2 separate regions of the Homo sapiens genome follow, and region 1 is linked to region 2. The links are chromatin loops, found by intact Hi-C in ENCODE. Cell type or tissue: chondrocyte. All regions are shown on one strand. Each heading gives the region's core, and the rest is flanking DNA. Links, peaks and the distances in the headings are about the cores only.

Region 1 (8,325 bases), core at 26-8,025, 120 kb after region 2:
AGTCCACTTGTAACACTATACCCATGGTTGGGGCCCTGAATGTGACTCATAGCTGGCTGTTCATCTCTCCTGTGACCCTTCATAAGGAATTCTTCCTAAGCCCTGTGATCAACTATCTCTAACCCTTCCTCAACTTGCTCACCCTGCCATGTGTATCCCTGCCTTTAGCCAGTTTATCTTCCTTATCTCCTACCCTCATGGTCCTGTCTCTTCTGCAGGATTGCACAACATGGGCGGGGACCCAATTACTGTCATTGATGAGATCCGGGACTTGCTATACATTGGCAAGGATCGCAAAAACCCAAGGGAGGATTATCTGGGTGAGTAACCTGCCTAGGACCCAGCACCCCACTTCCTCAGGGCTTGGACCCTCATCCTTCCTTTTTATCCCTCAGATGTCTATGTGTTTGGGGTCGGGCCTTTGGTGAACCAAGTGAACATCAATGCTTTGGCTTCCAAGAAAGACAATGAGCAACATGTGTTCAAAGTCAAGGATATGGAAAACCTGGAAGATGTTTTCTACCAAATGATCGGTAGGGAGATACAAGGGAATAAAGAACACAACTCTCCTCAGGTTCCCCTGAAGTAATTCATTCTTCCTCTACACCTGAAGCTCTAGTTGCCTGGAAAGCCTTCTTCATTCCTCCTTCTCTACCTCAGTGTCACTATTCTTGTTTCCTGGCACTGTTCACTTAACCTTAGAATCACAGAGCTCTGAGCACTTCAGAGATCTTTCTATAGTCCTACATTTGACACGTGGAAACAGAAGCCAAAGGAGGTCAAGGGACAGCAAGTTAGCAACAAGGGTGGGCTTGAAAACAGCCAGGCCTCTGACAGCTTGATCCCAAGTTCTTTCCCTTTTCAGTCCACCATAGCAGTTTTCTCCTAACACGAGGAAACAAATACCCGTGGTCTTTCCCTTTCTCCTTTTGGGCCTTTGCTCCCCATAGACTCCTACCCAAAAGGCTGCTGCCATTTGGGAATGAAGTGTTCCGAGTTTTCAGCACATTCTCCTTCTCTGCCAGATGAAAGCCAGTCTCTGAGTCTCTGTGGCATGGTTTGGGAACACAGGAAGGGTACCGATTACCACAAGCAACCATGGCAGGCCAAGATCTCAGTCATTGTAAGCACAGAATCCCAGTAGTGGGGACTTGGGGGAGGTGAGGTCAAGGTGAAATGGGAGTAGGGGAAGGAAAAAATGGCCATAAGAGATGGTGGTTTGTGAAAGTTGAGCTTTCCCTCTCTACTGTTGTGTCCCCAGCGCCCTTCAAAGGGACACGAGAGCTGTATGGGGGCTGTGGTGTCTGAGTACTTTGTGCTGACAGCAGCACATTGTTTCACTGTGGATGACAAGGAACACTCAATCAAGGTCAGCGTAGGTAAGGATGCAACTGAAGGTCCTGGGCTGCACCTATGCTCTCCAGGCAACACCTCCCACTTTCTACAGATCCTACACTCCACCCATCCTCAATGCAGCCCCATTCCTTGCACCCCAGACCAGTCAGGGATGGGGGAAGACGTGAAGTTAGGAATGACACGGGGCCAGAGGCAGGAAGCTGCCCACAAAGAGGTGGTACCTACTCTCCTACTTCAGGAGGGGAGAAGCGGGACCTGGAGATAGAAGTAGTCCTATTTCACCCCAACTACAACATTAATGGGAAAAAAGAAGCAGGAATTCCTGAATTTTATGACTATGACGTTGCCCTGATCAAGCTCAAGAATAAGCTGAAATATGGCCAGACTATCAGGTGAGAGCGTCCAGATCCCTGAGGAAAGGCTGGGAAAGGCTGGAGGACTGGGGTGAGGAGCAGGCCTGGTTTGCTGTTCTCCTTGTCCTTTATAGGCCCATTTGTCTCCCCTGCACCGAGGGAACAACTCGAGCTTTGAGGCTTCCTCCAACTACCACTTGCCAGCAACAAAGTAAGACATACTTGGCAAGAGGATAAGGATGAGATCCCAAGAGACAAGTGGGGCATGAGAGGGAGGTGCAATAGGAAGAGATGATGCCTGGCCCAGAACCTAGCTCTAGAAGGGCTTAGGGGACATCTACTGAGTGACAAAGGCAATGGGGAGATGACAGTGGTGGGAGCAGCTGAAGTGACGCAGTCTATTCGTCCAGAGGAAGAGCTGCTCCCTGCACAGGATATCAAAGCTCTGTTTGTGTCTGAGGAGGAGAAAAAGCTGACTCGGAAGGAGGTCTACATCAAGAATGGGGATAAGGTGAGAAACGGGCATCCTAAGGAGGCACTCTAGGCCCCAATCCTTCCTAAGCCACTTCTGTTCATTACTTCTCCATGCTTCCCACCTCCCCTACAGAAAGGCAGCTGTGAGAGAGATGCTCAATATGCCCCAGGCTATGACAAAGTCAAGGACATCTCAGAGGTGGTCACCCCTCGGTTCCTTTGTACTGGAGGAGTGAGTCCCTATGCTGACCCCAATACTTGCAGAGGTGAGAGAATGCTCTTTGGTTGTGCTACAAGTGCCCAAGGCCCAACAGTCCTTTTCTCTACAGCTTCTCCTCTCCTTGCAGGTGATTCTGGCGGCCCCTTGATAGTTCACAAGAGAAGTCGTTTCATTCAAGTGAGTCCTCCCTTTCCTATCTGGGGAGATGCCAAGTGGTCAGCATGGGCCCCAAAGCAGGAAAGCTCAATGCATGTGGCTAGTAATTCGAGGTAGGCAGAGCCTGCCTCACCTTAGGACCGCATGTCTTGCCTGCGTGTGTCAAGAACGAGGCTGAGCTGGGTCCCTAGTCTGATTCCTTTAGGTCAGCTAAGACACAAGCAGGAACAGCCATGCTTCCAGGATTAGGAATTCTACTGAATGATCCATGGCACCCCACTGCCTCTGCAGGTTGGTGTAATCAGCTGGGGAGTAGTGGATGTCTGCAAAAACCAGAAGCGGCAAAAGCAGGTACCTGCTCACGCCCGAGACTTTCACATCAACCTCTTTCAAGTGCTGCCCTGGCTGAAGGAGAAACTCCAAGATGAGGATTTGGGTTTTCTATAAGGGGTTTCCTGCTGGACAGGGGCGTGGGATTGAATTAAAACAGCTGCGACAACACCTGTGTTCCAGATCCTTTTGGGGCAAGGGAGTGGGGAACAGGCACTGGCCATGTTGTTACACTGAGATCAAACCTGACAGCCGTTTTTAAAGGTTTAACCCCAATCCCAAGTGCTGAAAAACCAGAGGCTGAGGGAGATGTGTAAGCTTCCACCTCAGTGTTTTACTGAGACCAGCATTGGGGCATATGAGGCACAAGGAATCCAGCTCTGTTCCCTAGAAGCCATCCACAAGGTTTTCCTTGTAGACGTCATCACTGTAGACAATCTGGGTCCTCTTGTCCCGGTGGCAACCCTTAGGGCTGTTCTGGACAGCTAGGGAGGGAGGAGAGGAACAGTTAAGGTCTAAAGGAGATCATAGAACAGACCCTGAGGCTGACTCCTGACCACCTCACTCCTGGCCACTGGCCCCTGGAAGCCCAGTTTCCACGCTGCCCTCTGGTGGCCAGGATGGCCTGTCTTCCTTAGCTCCTTTGTGCCAACCCATGGCCAAGAAAAGTATAAGTGGACATTTTGATGAATGTTTTGTTCTTAGAAAAATCCCAAATGTCATTGTTGAGACACGTGAATGATATTAACCCACTACTTACAGTCAGTATGTCAGAAGCTAAAAACTAGAAAACCTCTGTAGCCCTTTTTTGACATGCTGGTCAATTCTAGTTCCTTTCTTTTGCCTGAAGGGCCACTGTAGCTGAGCCCTTCTTTCTGCTCACTCCTTTCCCAGGAAAATCTACTTTCAGGGAAAATGGATTATTCACACTAAGAAATGCTACTAGCTCCACCAGAACTCATTCAGGGTGTAGCTTTGGCCCTCACCATTCTCTCTCAAGCCTCTAGCTGTTTCTTCCCCTTCCTCTTTCCTCCCTCCACCAGACATGTTACTCTCTTCACCCCATCCAATGGTTCCATCCCCACCACCCTTGAGCTACAGAGAATCTCTCTCACCCACTCCCATCCTGTGATCTCTGTGCCTCAACACTGCTGGCTACTCCCTCTTTCTCAAAGTGTGTGTCCTTTTGCTTCAGTGGCCCAGGCCCCTGCGGTGCTGCTCCCAGCCCTCCGACCCCTCCTCCTGTCTCCTTTGCTAACGTTAGGCTCAACGTTAGCCTAACATGTCAGGACAGCTGGGGACATGTGGGGTGTGAGGTGAACAGTCCTGTTTCCTAACATAGTCCCAGAGTACTCCTCAAACTGAGTCCTGGGTCGTTTTTTTTTCTCTGAAATCAGAGTCTCCCTGATGATCCTATTGTTTGGCAGCCACCCTGTGATGTGGATGACTTAATCTATGTTTTCCTTCCTTACCTCACACCTGAGTTCCAGATCCCTGATTTCGAATACTTATGAAACTCACTCTACTCCATCTCAAAATGAACAAGCCCCATGAGACACTCATCTTCCTCACCAATCTCACTCCAGCTCCCACTTTCTTCCCTGTTCCAGTCACTGCTTTGGAAGCTGTTTTCAATCCTTTTCTCTCCTTTCTTTACCTCTAACTGACAGAGGATCTGAAATTTTCCTTCCCATTCCCATAGCCTCCGCACACACTCTGACCTCGATCATCTCTAGGAAACCCAAGGATGTGTGGGGGAACCAAAAGGAATGGCCTGTGGGGGAGAGGATGGGAAAGGAAGAATCCCATTCTTACCGAGGGAGCCCCAGACAGACTTGCCAGTAGCGGCATCCAGCATGGGCTGTTTTCGGGCTATGTTGACTTTGAGCTGTACAGACTCCACCTGGGTCCCGTTGAGCTGAAGCAGAAGAGGGGAGGCAGAGGATGGGGAGGAAAACATTACAGATAAACCAAAGAAGTTATTCCAGGAGTTGCTATCCTAGGAGGAGACTGAATAAGGAATCTGAGAATGTGAGTTTTTCTGTGTGAATAGGGAGAGGCTTTCTTTATCAAGAGGAACCAACTTCTTCCTGGCATCTAGTATTTTGAGGAGAACACATGAGAACAGCAGAAGCGATGGGAAGAACAGATTTGGGAAGTTCCAACCTCAGCAACGGCCTGATCTGCTGACTCCATCTTTTCATAGGTGACGAAGGCACAGCTGGGATAAGAGAAAACACGGTCAGTGGAGAGCCAAGGGGCTCTTCTGGACCCAACCAAACCCAGTGATAATAGGCGGCTGCAGGGAGGGCAGCTTCTTCCCTCAGGTCTCACACCCCAGGATTCTCCCAGGACTTCTCATCATGCCCTGTTGTCATCCTTACTTTCTGGGTGGGTCCATGGAGAGGTCAATGATGTTTCCAAAAGGAGAGAAGGCCCCACGGAGAAGGGTGGGTGTCATGTCTTCTCCATATACATAGAGAGTATTCCCTTTCCTAGGGGCTCGCCGTTCAGGGAATGAATCCGACCCTTTGGGAGCACAAATCATAGTCACAAGACATAGACCATGCCACATTTCACTTAGTAGGACCCACATAAACCTCAGTTAAGGTCACCTTGACCTCCAGCCAAAATCACTCACTGCGGAAAGGACCCTCTCGGTCTCGGTCTCGATCCCGCTCCCGATCCCTGTCCCGTTCCCGGTCTCGATCTCGATCCCGATCCCGATCCCTGTCCCGCTCTCTGTCTCTGTCTCGATCCCGGTCTCGATCCCGCTCCCGATCTCGGTCTCTGTCCCGGTTCCTCTCATGGCTGCGGTCCCGGCTGCGGCTTCGGGGAGGGGAGGCTGAGGAGTGGGCACCACTGCGTTCTTCATAGCCCCAGTCAAAGCTTCGAGGGGGACCATCACCAGCCCCTGGGCCCTCTGCCTCTTCTCCATCTGGTCCTAGTTCTCGAAGTCGATCACTAGAAGACACAAAGCTGGGGAGATGCAGACTGAAGATCAAAGGGGGGTTTTACCTTCTCCCCTCAGACCCTGTGGAGACTCAATATTCCCTCTATAGCCCAGCTCCTACAGCCCAAACCTCCCAAGGACTCAGGCAATCAACTCCACCAAATGGGCCCAGCCTTATCTCTACTCTCTAACCTCTCATACAGAGATTTCCTCTGGGGACGTCTGGATGACTGTAAAAGAGACCAAGAACAGTTAAGATGATTTCCAGTTGCTGACATGTGGTCCAAAATATATTTGTCTCTCATATTCCTCCATCCCCAACCCCTCAGGGACAGAAATTAGGAGCCTTTACCTCTTGCAGGTCATCATCAGCAGATATGCTCCTCTGGAACGGCTGGAAAGTGGGGACTGGTCCCTTCTCGGGGTCCTGGAGTGGTGAGAGACCTACCTCAGTGTGGAGCAGGAGGTTGCCCAACCATGGACCAGAGGTGTTCCTCTTCCCTCACCCTCTTCTAGGTTTCCTCTGATCTTTTCTTCCCTTTTAATTCTACATACATTTCTTATTTGACGTGGTTTTACTTATTTTTTTTTTTTTTTTTTGAGACACGGTCCTGCTCTGTTGTCCAGGCTGGAGTGCAATAGAGCAATCGTAGCTTGCTGCAGCCTTGACCTCCCATGCTCAAGCAATCCTCCTACCTCAGCCTCCCTAGTAGCTGGGACTAGAGATGTGCTCTACCATGCTTGGCTAATTTCTGTATTTTTTTTTTTTTTTGTAGAGATAGGGTTTCACTATGTTGCCAGGGCTGGTCTCAAACTCCTGGGCTCAAGCAATCCTCCTACCTCGGCCTCCTAAAGTGCTGAAATTAACCAGGAATGAGCCATTGCCGCACCTGCCATTGTGGCTTGTTTTGTTTTGTTTTTGAGACAGAATCTTGCTCTGTCGTCCAGGCTGGAGTGCAGTGGTGTGATCTCCACTCACTGCAACCTCTGCCTCCTGGGTTCAAGTGATTCTCTGGCCTCAGCCTCCTCAGTAACTGGGACTATAAGTGTGCACCACCACATTCTGCTAATTTTTTTTTTTTTTGAGACGGAGTCTCGCTGTCACCCAGGCTGGAGTGCAGTGGCACAATCTCGACTCACTGCAAGCTCCGCCTCCTGGGTTCAAGCAATTCTCCTGCCTCAGCCTCCCAAGTAGCTGGGACTACAGGCGCCCGCCACCACGCCCGGCTAATTTTTGTATTTTTAGTAGAGATGGGGTTTCACCTTGTTAGCCAGGATGGTCTCGATCTCCTGACCTCGTGATCCGCCTGCCTCGGCCTCCCAAAGTGCTGGGATTACAGGTGTGAGCCACCGCGCCCGGCCTCACACCCTGCTGATTTTTGTATTTTTAGTAGAGACGGGGTTTTACCATGTTGGCCAGGTTGGTCTTAAACTCCTAATCTCAAGTGATCTGCCCACCTCAGCCTCCCAAAGTGCTGGGATTACAGGCATGAGCCACCACGCCCAGCTGGTATTTTTTATAAGTGACTCGATATATTATGTATTCAGTTTATTTGAACCTCTCTTGAACCTGATAACATTTTCAGCCCTTTCCATCCCTTAGGGCAACATATTCCAAGAGCTCCAATCCAAGGTGGATTAGAACCACAGAATTTGTAAAATGGAGAATTCAGGAGTCGTCTAGTTTTTTCATTTTATACATGAGAGGTGAAACTCAGAATGGTACAGCAATTTGCCAGTGCTTGAGTATGCATATTTTTCCCCAAACCCATCTACATTCCAACTTGGAGGGATGCCCTTTAAACAATCTTTCTGCTTGTGCTCACCTTTAACTTCCCCTCAAGGGTTCGAGAACGCTTGAAGCCTGAGTTCTTGGTCTCAGCCTTGATGGCACTGATGGCTCCTGACTTCACCAGCTGCTTTGCCTGCTCTGTTGCTGTGGCTGTGTCCATGACAGGCTGCTCTGATAGTGCTGGAGAGACAAGGGGAAGAGGCATTATGTTGGCCAAGCCATGATGAAGGTCAGCTCCATGCTGCCCACTTCCAGTCCATCCCCATTTCCCCTGTCACTCACAGCGTTTGACACCACCTTGGCTGGTTGTGCTGCTGCTACTTTGCTTCTTCAGAGCCAGCAATGCCTTTTTCTGGGAACAAGGGTGAGAAGAGAGAGGTAAGTGAGGGCCAGCCCCTAGCCGGTTCCTCTCCTAAGGCCCCTGGGCACATCACTCCAGGGACCGTCTTTCTTGATGCCCTCAGAGTGGTACACTGATGTGCTCTGCCTCTTGCCTCTGGTCCCCTAGATCATGTATGATGCTGGAAATTCCTAATCTAACCAAACCACGGAACCCAGAGGTTTTCCAGAGTGTTACATTTTTGAAGTTGAAGACAAATAACTCAATCATGGACTAGAATCCTAGGATATAAGCTGCAAGTAAGTATAAGTTTATGTGCCTTTCCTGGAAGCTTCATCCATCTATTTCCTG
Region 2 (8,325 bases), core at 101-8,100:
AGACGAGGTTTCCGCCATGTTGGGCAGGCTGGTCTCGAACTCCTGACCTCAGGTGATCTGCCTGCCTTGGCCTCCCAAAGTGCTGGGATTATAGGCGTGAGCCACTATGCCCGGCCCTTGGGCCAATTCTTAAAGGCCTGTTTTATTAATGAAAGAGATGAACTAGGCCAGGCGCGGTGGCTCACACCTATAATCCCAGCACTTTGGGAGGCCGAGGCGGGCGGATCACCTGAGGTCTGGAGTTCGAGACCAGCCTGACCAACATGGAGAAACCCCATCTCTACTAAAAATACAAAATTAGCCGGGTGTGGTGGCGCATGCCTGTAATCCCAGCTACCCTGGAGGCTGAGGCAGGAGAATGGCTTGAACCTGGGAGGCGGAGGTTGCTGTGAGCCGAGATCGCGCCATTGCACTCCAGCCTGGGCAACAAGAGCGAAACTCTGTCTCAAAAAAAAAAAAAAAAAAAAAAAGAGGAACTAAAGCCTCTGACCATAGCACTTAGTAAAGGCAGCTTAACTGCCAAAACAGCAGGAATTAGGGCTTTCTGTATATATATATATTTTTTTTAAGGCAGGGTCTCACTCTGTTGCCCAGGCTAGAGTGCAGTGGTATGATCACGGTTCATGGCAGCCTCGACCTCCTGGGCTCAATTGATCCTTAGCCTCCTGATTAGCTGGGACTACACGTGTATGCCACCACCCATAGCTAATCTTTTTTTTATATACTTGCCAGGCAGTAGAGGGAACAAATACTTTAGCTTTGAGCCATGGCTCTCCACCGTAATGGAACAATAAAACGATTAAGGGATGCTAAAAAAATACAGATGCCAGGCCTCTCTCAGGCCAATTCAGAATCTCAAAGAGGGCAGTGTAGACATTTAAAGCTGCCCAGGTGTTTGTAATTTGCAGCCAATGTGGAGAAAACCACTGAACTGGGCTGGCCACGGTGGCTCACGCCTGTAATCCCAGCACTTTGGGAGGCCGAGGTGGGAGGATCACTGAGGTTCACCAGTTCAAAACCAGCCTGGGCCAACATGGTGAAAACCCCTGTCTCTACTAAAAATATATAAAATTAACTGGGTGTGGTGGCAGATGCCTGTAATCTCAGCTACTCAGGAGGCTGAGGCAAGAGAATCACTTGAACCCGGGAGGCAGAGGTTGTAGTAAGCCGAGATCATGCCACTGCACTCCAATCTGGGTAACAGAGCAAGACCCTATCTCAAAAAAAAAAAAAAAGAAAAAGAAAAAAAAAAAAAGGAAGAGGCCAGGCTCGGTGGCTCACACCTATAATCCTGGCACTTTGTGGAGGCCTAGGCAGGCAAATCACCTGAAGTCAGGAGTTCGAGACCAGCCTGGCTTACATGGTGAAACCCTGACTCTACTAAAAATATAAAAATTAGCCAGGCATGGTTGTGTGCACCTGTAATCCTTGCTACTTCGGAGGCTGAGGCAGGAAAATCGCTTGAACCGAGGAAGCGGAGGTTGCAGTGAGCCGAGATCCCGCCACTGCTCTCCAGCCTGGGCAACAGAGTCAGACTCCGTCTCAAAAAAGAAAAAGATACCAACACACACAACACACATCACCAAACATCATACGCGTTTATAAATGGGGGCGATAGGAAAGGGTCCAGAAAGGATTTGAAATGACTTATGAGTTTCAATAATTTTTTTTTTTTTGAGACAGAGTCTCGCCCTGTCGCCCAGGCTGGAGTGCAGTGGCGCAATCTCGGCTCACTGCAAGCTCGGCGTCCTGGGTTCACGCCATTTTCCTGCCTCAGCCTCCCGAGTAGCTGGGACTACAGGCGCCGCCACCACACTCTGCTAATTTTTTTTTAGTAGAGACGGGGTTTCACCGTGTTAGCCAGGATGGTCTCGATCTCCTGACCTCGTGATCCACCTGCCTCGGCCTCTCAAAGTGCTGGGATTACAGGCGTGAGCCACCGCGCCCGGCCTAATTTTTAAATAAATAGAGACGGGGGTTGGGTGTCACTATTTGCCCAGGCTGGTCCCGAACTCCGGGCCTCAAATGATCCTCTGCCTGGGCCTGTCCAAAGTGTTGAGATTACAGGCGTGACCTATTACGTCCGACCTGCCTTTTGGGTTTTTGGTTTTTGTTTTGTTTTGTTTAATTGAAGGTTAGGGTGCCTGACAGTCTGCGGGATCGAACTGGGAGGCAAATTCAGATTTCGCTGGGGGAACGGAGTGCGAAGTGTCAGGGTAGCTGGACGCTAAACTGGCGCAGCTGCGCGCGCCCGCGCGCGCGCGGGAAGAGTCCCAGGGTCATTAACGGACCATGGGCTGCTGGGAAACGGCTTAGGAGCAGCACCCGGCTGGCGCTGGCCGGCCGGCGCCGGGGACTTTCTTCCGCCTGGCCAGACAGATCCCTGTTTTTTGTTTTTCAAAATTCAGAAAGCATCTCCGAATATTTGCCCAGAGGAGTGTGAAACATACTTTCCTGGTCTTTCTTTCACTTTGTTTTATTTCTGTGTGGACAAACAATGGGGAAAATGCCGCGCGTCTAGCCAGGCAGATAAGAAAACAACTATACCCGTCAGGCCCCCAACCCGGCGCCGCCATAAATGGCCCCGGCCTCGCCATTTTAGTTCTTTTTGCGAAGTGGGCTCGTGGGTTGGCAGTATGAGAGTTGTAATGGCCCGACTGTTGAGTGAGGGGGAGCAGGGGATCCCAACGGCTTGCGCTGCCTTTGCGCAGCAGCCGGCGGGCGGCCACGTCGCGGCCTGGCTGGGGTAGGAGAGGGCGGTCCCCAGTGCAGTTGGGTGAACTACCGTTGCACACTGGAGTTTCTGGTGTCTTTGCTTGGAACTGACCTAGCTCGTGGCAGGGGGAACTCGGCTAGCGGCCCCACAGCCCCTGCTGACTCAAAACAACTGTGAGTGGGGTTGGGCGAGTGATTGCAAAATGGGGGTGGCGGTCGCCCGGGGATAGGAAGGGAGTGATGATGACCCCAGGTAACTCTTGAGTGTGTCGCTGATGCCATCACCGCAGCGCTCTGACCGCCCCCTCGGTCCAGCATTTCTCAGGCTCAACGAGTTCATGGCCAAGATTCCTAATCTTTTGTTCTGTTTCATTTCCCCGTTAGGAGTTGTAAGACGTTCATCGCCGTGTTATCCTTGAGTAAAGGTGAGTATTAGGTGCGAGAGCCTTTTGAATGCCTCTTCGGAAAGCTTTGTTCCCAAGCAAGCTTTCGTTCATGGGCATTATGCGCCTCCCTGCCCTTTTTTTTTTTTTTTTTTTTGAGACAGTCTCGCCTTGTCACCCAGGCTGAAGTGCGGTGGCACGATCTCACTGCAACCTGCGCCTTCTGGGATCAAGCGATTCTCCTGCCTCAGCCTCCCGATTAGCTGGGATTACAGGCGCATGCCACCAAGCCTGGCTAATTTTTTGTATTTTTTAATAGATAAGGGGTTTCACTGTGTTAGCCAGGATGGTCTCGATCTGCTGACCTCGTGATCCGCCCCTCTCGGCCTCCCAAAGTGCTGGGATTACAGGCGTGAGCCACCGCGCCCGGCCTTTTTTTTTTTTTTTTTTTAAGACAGCCTCCCTGTCACCCTGGCTGGAATGCAGTGGCAAGAACACAATTCAGTGCGGCCTTCAACTCCCGGGTTTAACCGATTCTCCCACCTTAGCCAATTTTTTCCTTTTTTTTTTTTTTTTTTTGAGATGGAGTCTTGATCTTGTTGCCCGGGCTGGCAATGGTACGATCTCCCTGCAACCTCTGCCTCCCGGGTTCAATCGATTGTCCTGCCTCAGCCTGCCGATTAGCTGGGACTACAGGCCCGCGCCACCACACTCGGCTAATTTTTCTGTTTTTAGTAGAAGGGGTTTCACCATGTTGGCCAGGATGGTCTCCATCTCCTGACCTCGTGAGCCGCTGTGCCCGGCCACTTTTTCTTTTTTGAGCTATAATCCATGTACCACAGGTGGTGACTTCCATTTGTTTGTTTTTGCTATTTTGTTTTTGAGACAGGGCGCAATGCCAGGATCTCCCTGCAACATCCACCGTCAGGGCTCAAGTGGTCTTTCCACCTCAGCTTCCTGGGACTGCAGGCACGTGCTACCACCACGCCTGGCTAATTTTTAGTTTTTTTACAGAAGCGGGCTTTTGCCATGTTGTCCAGGCTGGTCTCTACTCCTGGGCTCAAGCAGTCCTCCTGCCTCAGTCTCCCAAAGTGCTGGAATTACAGGGGTGAGTTGCTGCGTCTGGTGTTGGTGACTTTCTAGAGATTACTTTTTGGTTTACATCATTTTCCTTGTGACTATTTTTACTTTTTTGGGGGGCGGGGGGACAGTCTTACTCTTTTTAGTTTACATCATTTTCCTTGTGACTATTCTATTTTTACTTTTTTAGGGGGCGGGGGGACATGAGTCTCACTCATGTTGGTCAGGCTGGTCTCAAACTCCTGACCTCAGTTGATCCACGCCCTTCGGCCTCCCAAAGTGCCGGGATTACAGGCGTGAGCCACTTTGCCCGGCCTGTATTTTTACGTTTTAATAAATCCCCGTATTTTTGTTAAAGGCTGGGTAACCTGACTCCTCCCCTCATTTCTACTGCAAAATAGGAGTACACTGGGGCCTCCCAGTGGAGCTGTTCTCTGCTGTTTTAAATTACTTTCTACTCCTCCCTTTCTAACGTCCACTCCTGGACTCATTTGTTAGATCAATATATACTGGGACTGTTGTGTTTTCTTTGAGTGTACTAGATCTCTTTCCAGAAGAGCTTCCCTTGATCCAGATCTCCCTAATTGGGAATGATGATTTCACAGACTAGAGTCTCCGATGCTGGTCATGATGTCAAAACTAAGTTCTGACTCATTTAGGGAACTGGATACTTGGGTCTCCAGAAGGGCCAATGGGAGGGCCATAATTCTGTTTATTTTCAAATTGTCTTGTTTTCACCTTGTTAGAATGAACTCTGGAAGCCCAGCCAGGGACAATGCACCTTCACAGAGATTCTGCACTAATCTGAGTGAAGGTCTAAGGTTTGGAATCTCCCCCTCATGGAGAGAAGCTTTGTATGGCTGTCATGCTTAGACAGTGATTCCTGCAACTTGACCTTCAGGCTGGGAGAGGTGGAGAGCCATGCCTGTTCTCCTTCCTTGCTATGGTGAGTATCTTTTGTTTTGGCTCTCAGTGGGAGTGGTAATGATGATCTGGTTGGACAAGAGTCTCTGAGCTTTTCTCTGAGGATCTTTGAACCCACCTGATCCACCTTCATCCTGCCGGCAATCTCCTGTAATTCATGTTTTTATGGCCAGTTACTTACATGATGAGGTTTAATTGGCTATGGTTCTGCAGGATGTACAGGAAGCATGGTGTTGGCATCTGCTCAGCCTCTGGTGGGGGCCTCAGGAAACTATATTGCATAAGGTACAGAGGGAAGCAGGGATGTAGCATGGCCAGAGCAGCAGCAAAGGCAGGGAGGTGCCACACATTTTTAATAAATTGATCTCTAGAGAACTGACTGTCATGAGCACAGCATCAAGGAGGATGGTGCTTAAGCCATTCATGAGGAATCCACCCCAGTGATCCATTACAATTCAATATGAGATTTGGTGGGGAGACAGATCTAAACTGTATTACAGGGTCTCACTTTGTGCACAGGCTGGTCTTCAACTCCTGCCTCAGTGAGCCACTGTGCCCCACCCCAACATGTTTTGTGTGTTTTTTGAGACTGTCTTGCTCTGTCATCCAGGCTGGAGTGCAGTGGTACACTCTTGGCTTACTGCAGCCTCTGCCTCCCAGGTTCAAGCAATTCTGCCTCAGCCTCCCAAGTAGCTGGGATTACAGGCATGCGCCACCAGTCCCGGCTAATTTTTGTATTTTTAGTAGAGGGTTTCACCATGTTGGCCGGGCTGGTCTTGAACTCCTGACCAAGAGATCTGCCCACCTTGACCTCCCAAAGTGCTCAGATTACAGGTATTAGCCACCGAGCCCAGCCCGCAACATGTATTTTTATTTATTTTTTGTTTGAGATGGAGTTTCACTTTGTCGCCCAGGCTGGAGTGCAGTGGCACATTCTCAGCTCATTGTAACCTCAGCCTCCCGAGTACTTGGGATTACAGGCATGCGCCACCATGCCCAGCTAATTTTGTATTTTTAGTAGAGATGGGAGTTTTCACCATGTTGGTCTTGAACTCCTGATCTCAGGTGATTTGCCCGCCCTAGCCTCCCAAAGTGCTGGGATTACAGGTGTGAGCCATAGCATCTGACAATTTTATTCTATTTTTTGAGACAGTCTTGCTCTGTCACCCAGGCTGGAGTGCAGTGGTGCAGTCACAGCTCACTGCAGCCTCAACCTCCTGGGTGGAAGCTCACCTCTCACCTCACCCTTGGAGTAGCTAATGACTTACAGGCATGCACCACTATCCCCGGCTAATTTTTTTTTTTTTAAATTTGAGGATGGGTGTGGTGGCTCATGCCTGTAATCTCAGCTCTTTGGGAGGCCAAGGTGGGTGGATCACCTGAGGTCAGGAGTTGAAGACCAGCCTGGCCAACACCGTGAAACCCTGTCTACTAAAAATACAAAAATTAGCTGGGCATGGGTGGCGGGCGCCTGTAATTCCAGCTACTTGGGAGGCTGAGGCAGAAGAATCGCTTGAACCTGGGAGGTGGAGGTTGCAGTGAGCTGATATGGCGCCATTGCACTGCGCCATTGCACTTCACCCTGGGCAACAGAGCAAGACTCCATCTCAAAAAAAAAAAAGCTGTAGATAATGGGGTCCCACTATGGTGCTCAAGCTGGTCTGAAACTCCTGGGCTCAAGTGATTGTCTTGCCTTGGCCTCCGAACACTTCTGCCTTGGCCTCCCAAAGTGTTGGAATTGACAGGCGTGAGCTGCCATGCCCAGCCTCAGCTTTTATTGTAGATTTAGGGGGTATATGTGCAGTTTTGTTACTTGGGTTCATTGTATGATGCTGAGGTTTGGGGTAGGATTATCCCCATCACCCAGGTAGTGGGCATAGTACCCAATAGTTATTAAACCTTTGCCCCATTTCCTCTCCCCAGTGTCTGTTGCCATCTTTATGTCCATGTATACTCAACATTTAGCTCCCACTTACAAGTAAGAACATATGGTATCTGGTTTTCTGTTCTGTATTGATTCACTGAGGATCATGGCCTGTGGTTGCATCCATGTTGCTGCAAAGGATATGAAATCGTTTTTTTATTGGTGCATCTCATATGGTTCTAATGTTCTTTTTATTATTTTTCAGGAATTTGCTGACACAATATCTTCCGCCTGGTGCTGGGCATATCCTAAGAACTTACAACTTTCCTGTATTATCCTGTGTGAGCAGCTGTCACCTTATTGGGGGAAAAATGCCTGAAAATTAGGGGGCACTTCAAGTAGATAGCTTCTATTTCCTATATTTGTCTTATATACAAGTATTTGCTTTTATCAAAATAATTCCAATAAAGCATTTTAAAGTAAAGAAGACGTGGTTTGGTCTCAGAACAATGGTACAAAAAGATTAAGGGGGCTGGGCGCAAGTTGCTCATGCCTATAATCCCAGCACTTTGGGAGGCCGAGGTGGGTGGATCACAAGGTCAGGAGATTGAGATTATCCTGGCCAACATGGTGAAACCCTGTCTCTACTAAAACAAAAAAAGGACAAAAATTAGCTGGGTGTGGTGATACATACCTGTAATCCCAACTACTCGGGAGGCTGAGGCAGGAGAATGGCTTTGAACCAGGGAGTCCAAGGTTGCAGTGAGCCGAGATCGTGCCACTGCACTTCCAGCCTGGCGACAGGCTCCGTCTTAAAAAAAAAGAAAGATGAAGCCCCGTGAGCTAGTTAATGCTGAGTTAGGCTTAACTCTTAAGCCTAATATTAGAGATTCTTGGTTGGGTGACATAGTATTATGTATAATACACTAGACTTTTGACAATCATTTGAGATGGTTTTTCTGGCAGGGGAGGAGGTGGAGTTTCGCCCTTGTTGCCCATGCTGGAGTGCAATGGCAAAATCTCGCCTCACTGCAACCTCTGCATCTTGAGTTCAAGTGATTCTCCTGCCTCACAGCCTCCTGAGTAGCTGGGATTACAGGCGCCTGGCACCTCCCCTAGCTATTTTTTGTACTTTTAGTAGAGACAAGGTTTCACCATGTTGGCCAGGCTGGTCTCGAACTCCTGACCTCAGGTGATCCACCCACCTCAAGCCATCCGCCTGCCTCAGCCTCCCAAAGTGTTGGGATTACAGGTGTGAGCCACTGTGCCTGGCCGAATTTGAGTTTTTTTTAATGATTGTAAAGTGTCCACGGCTACCCAATTAGCCATCTTTTTTTTTTTGAGACAGTTGCACCTTGT

The links. A loop is a pair of places that touch in the nucleus more often than their neighbours do. Peaks named below come from ENCODE experiments on the same cell type or tissue, not always from the same donor. Only the 100,000 strongest peaks of a DNase experiment are listed, where the experiment ranks them.
Region 1: it touches region 2 in a loop (4-fold over the local background); 12 of 110 quality-filtered maps call a loop at or near these places.

Annotation. Positions count from the first base shown.
Region 1 is chr6:31,949,025-31,957,349 of GRCh38, forward strand. CFB (complement factor B) reads left to right here. Exons shown (of 18, transcript NM_001710.6): 9 at 219-320; 10 at 396-533; 11 at 1,026-1,123; 12 at 1,262-1,379; 13 at 1,595-1,748; 14 at 1,844-1,920; 15 at 2,120-2,220; 16 at 2,317-2,449; 17 at 2,531-2,580; 18 at 2,851-3,060. The coding sequence ends at 3,006. It overlaps NELFE (negative elongation factor complex member E), which reads right to left. Exons shown (of 11, transcript NM_002904.6): 3 at 7,917-7,986; 4 at 7,669-7,814; 5 at 6,195-6,269; 6 at 6,035-6,072; 7 at 5,531-5,868; 8 at 5,274-5,418; 9 at 5,056-5,110; 10 at 4,705-4,807; 11 at 3,063-3,374. The coding sequence ends at 3,277. MIR1236 (microRNA 1236) reads right to left here and starts at 7,916; the gene lies at 7,815-7,916. In chondrocyte, for the core only: CTCF peaks have their summits at 3,501 (motif pointing left) and 3,706; no DNase peak of the experiment used is centred there.
Region 2 is chr6:31,832,312-31,840,636 of GRCh38, forward strand. SNHG32 (small nucleolar RNA host gene 32) reads left to right here and starts at 2,605. Exons shown (of 4, transcript NR_160953.1): 1 at 2,605-2,889; 2 at 3,100-3,140; 3 at 4,925-5,124; 4 at 7,232-7,450. SNORD48 (small nucleolar RNA, C/D box 48) reads left to right here and starts at 2,952; the gene lies at 2,952-3,015. SNORD52 (small nucleolar RNA, C/D box 52) reads left to right here and starts at 4,765; the gene lies at 4,765-4,828. RefSeq lists an enhancer at 1,742-2,440. In chondrocyte, for the core only: CTCF peaks have their summits at 4,633 and 4,832; a DNase peak (open chromatin) is centred at 2,270.